2 separate regions of the Homo sapiens genome follow, and region 1 is linked to region 2. A link is an interaction called in ENCODE POLR2A ChIA-PET data of the cell type or tissue named here. Cell type or tissue: OCI-LY7. All regions are shown on one strand. Each heading gives the region's core, and the rest is flanking DNA. Links, peaks and the distances in the headings are about the cores only.

Region 1 (6,776 bases), core at 714-4,713, 990 kb before region 2:
CAAATATCCAATTAAAAATTATGAGACATACAAAGAAGCAAGAGAATGTGATCTATAACCAAGTGGAAAATCATGTAATAGACATAGAAAGGATAGGAATGGCCAGGCATGGTGGCTCACTTCTGTAATCCCAGCACTTTGAGAGGCCAAGGTGGGCAGATTGCTTGAGCTCAGGTGTTCGAACCAGCCAGGGCAACATGGCGAAATGCTGTCCCTACAAAAAATACAAAAATTAGCTGGGAATGATGGCATGTTCCTGTAGTCTCAGCTACTGGGGAGACTGAGATGGGAACTGGAGCCCAGGAGGTCAAGGCTCCAGTGAGCCAAGATTGCACCACTGCGCTCCAGCCTGGATGACAGAGTGAGACCCTGTCTCAGAGGAAGAAAGAAAGAAAGAAGGAAAGAAAGAAAGGGAGAGAGAGAGGGAGGGAGGGAGGAGAAATAATGGGAATGGTGAAATTTGCAGATGAAAATGTGAAAACAGCATTAAAATCATGTTTTACAGAAAATCTGCTGAATGGGAAAAAATATTTGCAAACTATGCATCTGACAAAGGACTAATATCCAGAATCTACAAGGAACTCAAACAGAGCAGCGAGAAAAAGCAAATAATCCTATCAAAAAAATGGTCAAATGACATGAACAGACATTTCTCAAAAGAAGATATATGAATGGCCAACAAACGTGAAAAATGCTCAACATCACTGATCAGGGAAATGCAAATTAAAACGACAATAAGATACCACCTTACTCCTACAAGAATGGCCATTATTAAAAAGTCAAAAAACAACAGATGGTGGTGTGGATGTGGAGAAAAGGGAATGCTTATACACTGCTGGTGGGAATGTAAATTAGTACAACCTCTATGGAAAACAGTATGGAGATTTCCTAAAAAACTAAAAGTAGATCTACCATTCGATTCAGCAATCTCATTCCTGGGTATCTGCCCAAAGGAAAATAAGTTATGTTAAAAAGTCATCTGCACGCATGTGTTTGTTGCAGCACAATTCACAATTGCAAAGACATGGAACCAACCTAAGTGCCCATCGACCAATGAGTGAATAAAGAAAATGTGATATACATACACCATGGAATATGACTCAGCCATAAAAAGAACTAAATATGTCTTTTGCAGCAACTTGGATGGAGCTGGAGGCCATTATTCTAAGTGAAATAGCTCAGGAATGGAAAACCCAATATCTTATGTTCTCACTTATAAGCAAGAGCTAAGCTATGGATGCACAAAGGCCATATATGCACAAAGTGATATAATGAACTATGGAGACTCAGAAGGGGGAGAGTGGGGAGATATAAAAACTATATATTGGATACAACATATACTACTAGGGAGACAGGTGCAGTAAAATCTCAGACTTCACCACCATACAACTCATCCATGTAACCAAAAACCACTTGTACCCCAAAAGCTATTAAAATATAAAAAGTTTTAACTGAAAAAAATAAAATAAGATAAAATTATGTTTTAATTTTTTTTCTTTTTTTGAGACAGAGTCTCACTCTGTTGCCCAGTCTGGAGTGCAGTGGGTGCAATCTCAGCTCACTGCAACCTCCATCTCCCAGGCTCAAGCGATTCTCCTGCCTCAGCCTCCTGAGTAGTTAGTATTACAGGTGCATGCCACTGCACCCAGCTATTTTTTTTGTACTTTTAGTAGAGACAGGGTTTTGCTATGATGGCCAGGCTGGTCTTGAACCCCTGGCTTCAAGTGATCTGCCTGCCTCTGCCTCCCAAAATGCTGGAGTTTTAGATGTGAGCCACTGTGCCCAGCCTGTTTTAGTTCTTAAAGGAAAACATGGGCTGAGTATGGTGGCTCACACCTGTAATCCCAATGCTTTGGGAGGCCGAGGCAGACCGATCAGCTGAGGTCAGGAGTTCAAGACCAGCCTGGCCAACATGGTGAAACCCCATGTCTACAAAAATACAAAAATTAGCTGGGCACGATGGCAGGTGCCTGTAACCCCAGCTATTCAGGAGGCTAAGGAGGGAGAATCACTTAACCTGGGAGATAGAGGTTGCTGTGAGCCGAGATCGTGCCATTACACTCCAGTCTGGGCAAGAGAGCAAGACTCCATCTCAAAAAAGAAAAGTAAATATGAACACAATGAGGAAAGAAATGTAAGATATAAAAAAGAGCCAAAAAAAAAAAGAGCCAAACAAAACTTTTAGAAATGATAATGAAAGATTTATGGAATGAGATTAATAGCAGAGTAGGCACAAGGAAGAAACTGTCAATAAATGTGAAGAAATACCAATAGGAACAATCTAAACTCAAGAGAGAGAAAAAAAAGAAAGAAATTAAGAAAATCTCAGATAACTTTGGGACAATATCAAGTGCTATAATGTACATATAGTTGAGGACCCAGAAAAGGAAGGACAGGAAAATGTTTAAGAAACAATGACCAAAATGTTGGCACATATGAAGCAAATAATAAACTTATATATCTTAAACTCTCAATAACCCCAAGCAAGACACACACACACACACACACACACACACACACACACACCATACTCACATCATGTTAAGATGGCTAAAAACTGTTGCGGGAAGTCAGGGACCCCAAACGGAGGGACCGGCTGGAGCCAAGGCAGAAGAACATAAATTGTAAAGATTTCATGGACATTTATTAGTTCTAATACTATAAAAGTATTAGAATTAATAGTTTTATAATTTCTTATGCCTGTCTTTACTGCAATCTCTGAACATAAATTGTGAAGATTTCATGGACATTTATCACTTTCCTAATAATACTCTTATAATTTCTTATGTCTGTCTTTAATCTCTTAATCCCATTATCTTCATAAGCTGAGAATGTGCATCACCTCAGGACCACTATTGTACAAATTGATTGTAAAACATGTGTGTTTGAACAGTATGAAATCAGTGCACCCTGAAAAAGAACAGAATAACAGCAATTTTAAGGGAACAAGGGAAGACAACCATAAGGTTCTGACTGCCTGTGGGGTTGGGCAGAATAGAGCCATATTTTTCTTCTTGCAGAGAGCCTATAAACAGACATGTGAGTAGGAGAGATATCACTGAATTCTTTTCCCAGCAAGGAATATTAATAATTGATACGGTGGGGAAGGAATGCATTCCTGGGGGGAGGTCTATAAACGGCCGCTCTGGGAGTGTCGTTCAATAAGGACTGAAATACACCCTGGTGTCCTGCAGTACCCTCAGGCTTACTGAGGCATAAAGCATTGGGAAATTCCAGCCTGGCAAATTCTAGTCAGACCAGTTCTCTGCTCTCGAACCCTGTTTCCTGTTAAGATGTTTATCAAGACAATACATGCACAGCAGGACATAGACCCTCATCAGTAATTCTAATTTTGCCTTTGCCTTGTGATCTTATTGCCCTTTGAAGCATGTGATCCTTGTGACCTACTCCCTGTTCATACACCCCCTCCCCTTTTAAAATCCCTGATAAAAACTTGCCAATTTTGTGGCTCGGGGTCATCATCACAGTTCTACCAATAAAAATAACTAAGAGAGTATAGTTGGATACAAACAATCCAACTATACAAAGAATAAATGCTTGAGGTGATGGATACCCCATTTACCCTGATGTGATTATTATTTATTTATTATTATTATTATTTTGAAATGGAGTTTGCTCTTGCTGCCCCAGCTGCAGTGCAATGGCGTGATCTCAGCTCACCCCAACCTCTGCCTCACAGGTTCAAGTGATTCTCCTGCCTCAGCCTCCGGAGTAGCTGGGATTACAGGCATGCACCACAGTGCCTGGCCATCTGATGTGATTATTATGCATTGTATCTCTGTATCAGAATATCTCGTGTACCCCATAAATACATACACCTACCTATGTACCCACAGAAATTCAAAATAAAAAAAGAATGCAGAGATAGACTGGGTGAAAAAAGAAGATCCAGCAATATGCTTTAAATATAAAGACACAGATTTTATGCAACAAAGGGATAGGGAATGATATACCATGATAACTCTAATCATAAGAAAGCTGGAGGGCCAGGCGCGGTGGGTCACACCTGTAATACCAGCACTTTGGGAGGCCAAGGTGGGCGGATCACCTGAGGTCGGGAGTTCGAGACCAGCCTAACCAACATGGAGAAACCCCATCTCTACTAAAAATACAAAATTAGCCAGGGATGGTGGCGCATGCCTGCAATCCCAGCTACTCGGGAGGCTGAGGCAGGAGAATCGCTTGAACCCAGGAGGCAGAGGTTGTGGTGAGCCGAGGTCTTGCCATTGCACTCCGTCTAAAAAAAAAAAAAAAAAAAAAAAAAAAAGCTGAAGTGGCTGGTGGCCATATTAACATCATACAAATTAGAGTTTGGAACAAAGAATATTATCTCAAATAAATAGAGACATTTCACAATGTCAAAGTGATTAATTCATCAAGAAGACATTACAATCCTAAATATATATGCTCTCAATAACAGAACTTTAAAATATATGAAACAAATTCTGACAGTATAGAAAGAAGAAAAAATAGATGAATTTACAATTATAGTTTGAGACTTCAACATTCCTCTTTCAGTATTTGATATAACAAGTAGACAGAATGTAGACGTATATAGAAGAATTAAACAATATTTTCACCAACATGTCTTAATTGATGTTTACAAAACACTCCATCCAACAACAGCAAAATACACATTTTTTTCAAGAGTACAGGGACTATTCAGTAAGATAGGCCTTGTGGTAGGCCATAAAATAAATCCCAATAAAGTTAAAGGGATTGAAATATAGTTATATTCTCTCACTACCATGAAATTATATTAGAAATCAGTAACAGAAGCATCGTAAACTCCATGGAAAACGCTAAATATTTGCACAAATCTCATGGACATCATGCTGAGTGAAAGAAACCAGGCTCTAAAAGTTACATACTATTGTGTTTCCGTTGATTTGACAACTACATTCAAACTACAGTCATAGAGAACATATCAGTGTTTATCAGGGCAAAGAGGTGGTTAATGGATATCACAACAAAGGGATAGGGCAAGGACTTTTTTCAGAAGGTGAGTAATGCAACTATTGATATTTTGACTGTGGTATTCCCTACACAAGTATATACATGTGTTAATACTCATAGAATTGTATACCAACAGTAAAGTCATTTTTACTGAATGTCAATTTTAAAACATCTAGTGTGGGGTTGGCCTTTGTGTGCATCTGGCTTCAGAATTCAAATGATGCCCACTGTTTGAATTTTTTTTATTATTTTTTTATTTTTATTTTATTAATTTTTTTTTTGATAGGGAGTTTCGCTCTTGTTGCCCAGGCCTGAGTGCAATGGCGTGATCTCAGCTCATCGCAACCTCCGCCTCCCAGGTTCAAGCGATTCTCCTGCCTCAGCCTCCCTAGTAGCTGGGATTACAGGCGTGTGCCACCATGCCTGGCTAATTTTGTATTTTTAGTAGAGACGGGGTTTCTCCACGTTGGTCAGGCTGATCTCAAACTCCCGACCTCAGGTGATCCGCCCGCCTCGGCCTCCCAAAGTGCTGGGTTTACAGGCATGAGCTACTGCGCCCAGCCATCACTGTTTGGATTTTTACTGTTTCTTTTCTGTGTCTTCTACAGTTTGGGCTACATTCTTTAGGTTCCTATGGTATTCCTCGGCAGCTTCAGGCTCACATCATGACAAAGCATCTGCCTTGTTCATCTCTCTACATCTAGCATCTACTACAGTGCCCAGCACATGACAAATGCTCAAACATTACTTAGTGAACAATTGTCCTTAAATTTGACACACAGCTTGGTGGAGTCAGGCATGGAGCAACATATTATCGCATTATTGCACAGATTACTGGTGATAACATGAAAATGAGAGTGGTTATTTCTACCTAGTTTAGCACTGTTCATGTGGCACTGTTTATTTCTTTTGCTCATTTTTCTTGATGTCCCGGTGAAATGGCTCCATTGTCTGGAGTATATCCCCTGGTTCTTTGTCACAGCCGAGAAAGAATTCAAAACATGGACACACACAAGGAGTGGGTTTAGGAGCGGAAAGTTTAATAGACAAGAAGAGAGAGAAAAAAGGCTTCCTCATGCTGAGAAAGCGGATTGCCCCAAAGGGACTCCAGTTTGGGGCAGAACGCAATCTGTTTTGTACGGAGGCTTGAGGAGGCGGTGATTGATTTACATCGGGCACAGGAGATTGGTTTGACCAGGTGTGTCATTTACGTAGCCAGCGAAAAGACTGTCCCTCCCATCCTAGTCTTTTTTTATGCAAATGCAGCCTCCTCCTGGCGGCAGCCATCATACCTGTATACGTGGTTTTACCTGAAGGCTGCTTTAATGCCAGCAAAGGCGGTCATAAGGAAAAGAGGGCGGGAGACCCCATATTGAATGTACCCGGGTTTCAGGTACAGCTGCCGACATTTACATATAAAAGCTTCTCAGGCTGCTTTCTGTTAAAGAAGAAGTGGCTTGGGGCCGCTTTTTATTAAAGGAAAATTCCACTGAGAACTTTCACCCTTTCTAGTTGCCTAAGAATTATTTCTTAATAACTCCTGTATTACCTGGTCAGTTATAATTGAATGCAGGAGAGTGAATGAACAATTGCAGGCTTTCTGGATGATGTTATTTTTCTCCAGACAGGATTGATCCTATTCTTTGGCAGGCAACTAAAGTCAGGCAGATCAGCTCATTCCAATCAGGGCTGAGAGCATGTGAGGCTAGGCTGCAGTCTTACAATAGTTGTACTATCTCTAGTTTGCACCCTTTCCTAGGGTAATGTCATTGAAGAGTATCAGCTGAGAGCTTGTGGTG
Region 2 (4,000 bases), core at 1-4,000:
TGCCAGAGTGATGATGTTATCATACATCTGGAAAATGTGAAAAAATCGAGAATGAAATGAACAAATAATGCCTTAGTATTATTATGAAAATAGTTTTGTCCTCACAGACCCCTCCCAAAAAGGTCTCAGGGACCCCCAGGCGTCCCTGAACCACACTTTGACAACAACTGTCCTAGAGCAACTGCTGTAAAAGTGCACCAGGAGACAATACAAGAAGTCATTCATTCCTCAAATATTTATTGAGCATCTACCTGGTGCCAGGCATTGTTCTGACATTGGGAATATGGTAGAGTACAGAACAGACAAAACTTCTGCCCACACACAGCTTACATTGTAATTGGGCAGAATGTTCATAGCAGCATTGTTTGTAATTGCAAAATGCTGAAAACAATCCAAATCTCCATAAATAGAAGAATGGATAAATAAATTGTGAAATAGTCATACAATCGAATACCATATAGCTGTGAAAACATGAAATACAGTTACATGCATAAACATGGATGGGAATCTCAAAAACAATGTCAGAAAAAAGAGGTCACAGAAGAATACATACAGCATGATTCCATTTACATAAAAGTTCAAAAACAAATTTAAACAATATATTACTAGGAATACATACATAGATGGTAGAGTCACAAATAAAAACATGGGAAATTATTAACAAAAAATCCAGAAGAATGTTTACCTCATATAATCTATGGAGGGAGAACAAATGGGGGATTCTAGGCAGCTGAGAATGTTCTAGTTCTTAAGCTGAAGGCTGAGTACGTGTGATCATGTTATTTTTTAAACCATACATACACAATATACTTTTGTATTATTTCACAACAAACATTTTAAAAGAAAAAAGATACAAGGTTATGCAATACGTACTTTCATCAACAAAGGGAGAATATCTTCTGATATTTCAGCCACTACTGTGCTATGCAAATCAGTCAATTATAATAATGGGGGAAGCAATACATGATAATATGAAAAGGAAATGAGTATGGACTATTCCTCACGGAAGTTAACTAGATTCCCACAGGGTCAAGATCCAATGAGATGGCAATATTATAGCACTGTTCTTCCAAGTTGGCTTGGACTCACTGGCATGACTCTGGTTAATTGGTTACTTTGTTCTCTGGGTATAATTATTTATATAAAGCAGACAATGAAATGATAGGTGATATAAATTCCAAATAAATTGACAAAGAAACCACCTCTTTACTGAATTATGTTGACTTTCAAAAGTACAAATATCCTCTCACACATTCTCCTAATAATGATTTATGTATTAAGTATTCCAAAAATATGGAAAGTGTATGGCAGCAACTGACCGTTTCTCCACATTGCTCAATAACAGGTGCCTTGCTGATCACACAAATGTTATAACAATTTTGCAATCACGTCTTTACCAAGGTTATCAATGTCAGTGCCATTATGTAGACTTAAAAAGACATAGTTAAGATGCAATTTCTCCTGATTCAGAAAACTAGCTAGAAATTTTGATAAACAATCTAAAAATCCTCAAAAATTAAATGGATCTTGAAATAATCAGTGTGTCCCTGTATCTAAACAGGGCAGGTTAAAGTTATTATCTTGGGTTAGGAAGTTGCAGGAAAGTAGAAAGTATATTCTCCAGGTCCATTCTCTCCAACTGGGTCTAACACAGGATTGCCAACTCACCAGAAAGCTCCAGGTATTGCTGTAGCTATTTTTAAAATCCTAGGCAGCTACAAGACCTAGAATCTTATCCACATGTAAGCTGGGCTGGACAATGCCACCAGGGGGTGCTAAATCGCAACTGGCAGGATGATTGTGAATCAAGCAGTTTTATCTTCAGATCTCTGCCCACTCTCTTACATGCTATGCTTTGTTACAGCGGATGATAAACATTATGGCTGTAGCTTTTTGCCCCTTCCCCAATATGGAAAGAGAAAAGGAGGTAACTCTTCTTAAATTCTCAGAGAACGTCTACTCTATCTTCTCAGTAGGAGGAATGGATAATCTTTTTGGTTGGAGCTGGACATTTGTTGGAGTATAATTTACTAGTGGACATGGTTTTTCTATGTTCAAAAACAAACACTAGCTGCTACCTTTTATTTTTAACCTGTATGTGCTCATACCAAAGGGCTCATCTTGTGCCTTCCTCAATTCTCATGCTCAGGAATGATGGATCTTTTAGCTTCGTATCTTTGCGGGGGTAAGAAGACCATGAAGGGGAAGTGGGTAGAATGGTGGTGGTGGGGGGGGACGTTTCCTTCTCTGTGACATCTTCCATATCTGATATGCCACCAATTCATACTTTCTTCTCTTTTATAGGTAAACACCCTGACATCTCTAGGCACTCTTCAAATATCTTTTGAACAAGCAAATTAAAATCAGTAAATAAGGAATACTTCTGTAACCTTCACAACCTCATCTCTATGACTTCCCAGCATTCTCTCTATCCAAGACCAAAGGCTTTATAACCTTGCATTCTCATAACTTTTTTGAATGTGAGGTACTGGCAGGAGTGGTAGCCAGATTGTGAATTTGACGATTAAGTAGCAGGCCTTTGCTCAACCTAATTTATCCAAAATACCAAATATATAAAACAAAAGAACCTCATGCTCAGTTCCAGATCCCCTCTGCTGAGATTAATAGGCCCACAAGTGGACACTATTTTGAACAAGGAAGCTGGTGTTCTCAGATTTTATGGCCTTTTTTTTTGAGATGGGGTTTCACTCTTGTCGCTCAGGCTGGAGTGCAATGGCGCGATCTCAGCTCACTGCAACCTCCGCCTCCAGGGTTCAAGCGATTCTCCTGCCTCAGCCTCCTGAGTAGCCGGGATTACAGACGCCCGCCACCATGCCAAGCTAATTTTTGTATTTTTAGTAGAGACGGGGTTTCACCATATTGGCCAGGCTGGTCAATCCTCAGGTGATCCACCCGCCTTGGCCTGGGATTACAGACATAAGCCCTTCATTCGGTTTACAGAATTTATTGATTTTTCCCCCAGAATTTTGTAGTTCATGTTTTTCCAGGAATGATCAAAGTAAGTTTTTTTCTGGAGTCACAGAAATACATAAGTCTAGGGACTAACTATAACTAGAAAACTTAGAAGGGAGTTTTGCCAATGTCATCTCATTTTCCTGAGTGTAAGAATCTTTTGTCCTACAAGTTTAGAGGTGATAACAGTGACCTGACTTGATATTAACAGAATCCAATGCAGTTCCAATCCTGGTAACCATGTCCTTCAGCAGTTCCCTGAACTTATATAGGTAGGTAATTTCTAGTGTCAGAGATTAACTTTTGACAGTTTTAGCTTATTTTGATCATCCAGTGTTAAAAATCATAATCCAGCAATGCCCATAACCTCATGAAAGATCTTTCTTCTTTCTTTCCTTTAAGAAAAAAAACAAACCTGATCTGGTAGAAGGACCTTTTCCAATCAAAGACCTCCTATACTAAATCTCTTATCCCAGAACTTCTTTTAACCTAATAGCAGGGCAGGGTAAGACAAAGCTAAAGAGTTTGCATTTCCTCCAGATACTTGGCAAATCTGCAAAAAATCTCTTTCCCTTTCAAAGCTTCCCTCCCATTTTGACCTCTATTTAGGAGGAGTGGGAATATGAAGAAGTGTAAAGGTGACAATTTTCTTTACCCGCTTGTTAAAATATTTAAGTACCAGTTAACTAGCCAGCCAACATGGAACGGGTATAAAGACCCAGTCTCTGCCTTGAAGACCTACCATCTAGCAGATGGAGAGGGACATGCTAACAAATAGGGGCGCTAAGTTTTTAGACTGCTATGACAGAAGATTTAACAAAGGACAGTGGGAGAACAAAAAGAAGGGGTTAAATCTACCTGGTGGTGGAGTATGTCAGGAAAGACTTCTTCAGATTGGCAATTTGGCCTGAATCTAGGAAAAAAAATGAATGGGGACAGGTGGGAGTAAAAAAGGGAACCATAGACAGGAGGAGGTGTGTAAAGATGGACAGAAAGCATGGTATGATAGACACTACAAAAATGAGGA

Evidence for each region. Peaks named below come from ENCODE experiments on the same cell type or tissue, not always from the same donor. Only the 100,000 strongest peaks of a DNase experiment are listed, where the experiment ranks them.
Region 1: POLR2A ChIA-PET joins it to region 2 with 5 read pairs; 2 of 35 experiments call an interaction of 5 or more read pairs at or near these places.

What each region holds. Positions count from the first base shown.
Region 1 is chr12:105,091,934-105,098,709 of GRCh38, reverse strand. No RefSeq gene overlaps it. Among named protein-coding and RNA genes, the nearest start is that of ALDH1L2, 11 kb to the right of the region's middle. RefSeq lists an enhancer at 5,588-6,202. In OCI-LY7, for the core only: no CTCF peak of the experiment used is centred there; a DNase peak (open chromatin) is centred at 3,159.
Region 2 is chr12:104,107,129-104,111,128 of GRCh38, reverse strand. No RefSeq gene overlaps it. Among named protein-coding and RNA genes, the nearest start is that of NFYB, 29 kb to the left of the region's middle. In OCI-LY7, for the core only: CTCF peaks have their summits at 1,537 and 1,750 (motif pointing right); a DNase peak (open chromatin) is centred at 1,788.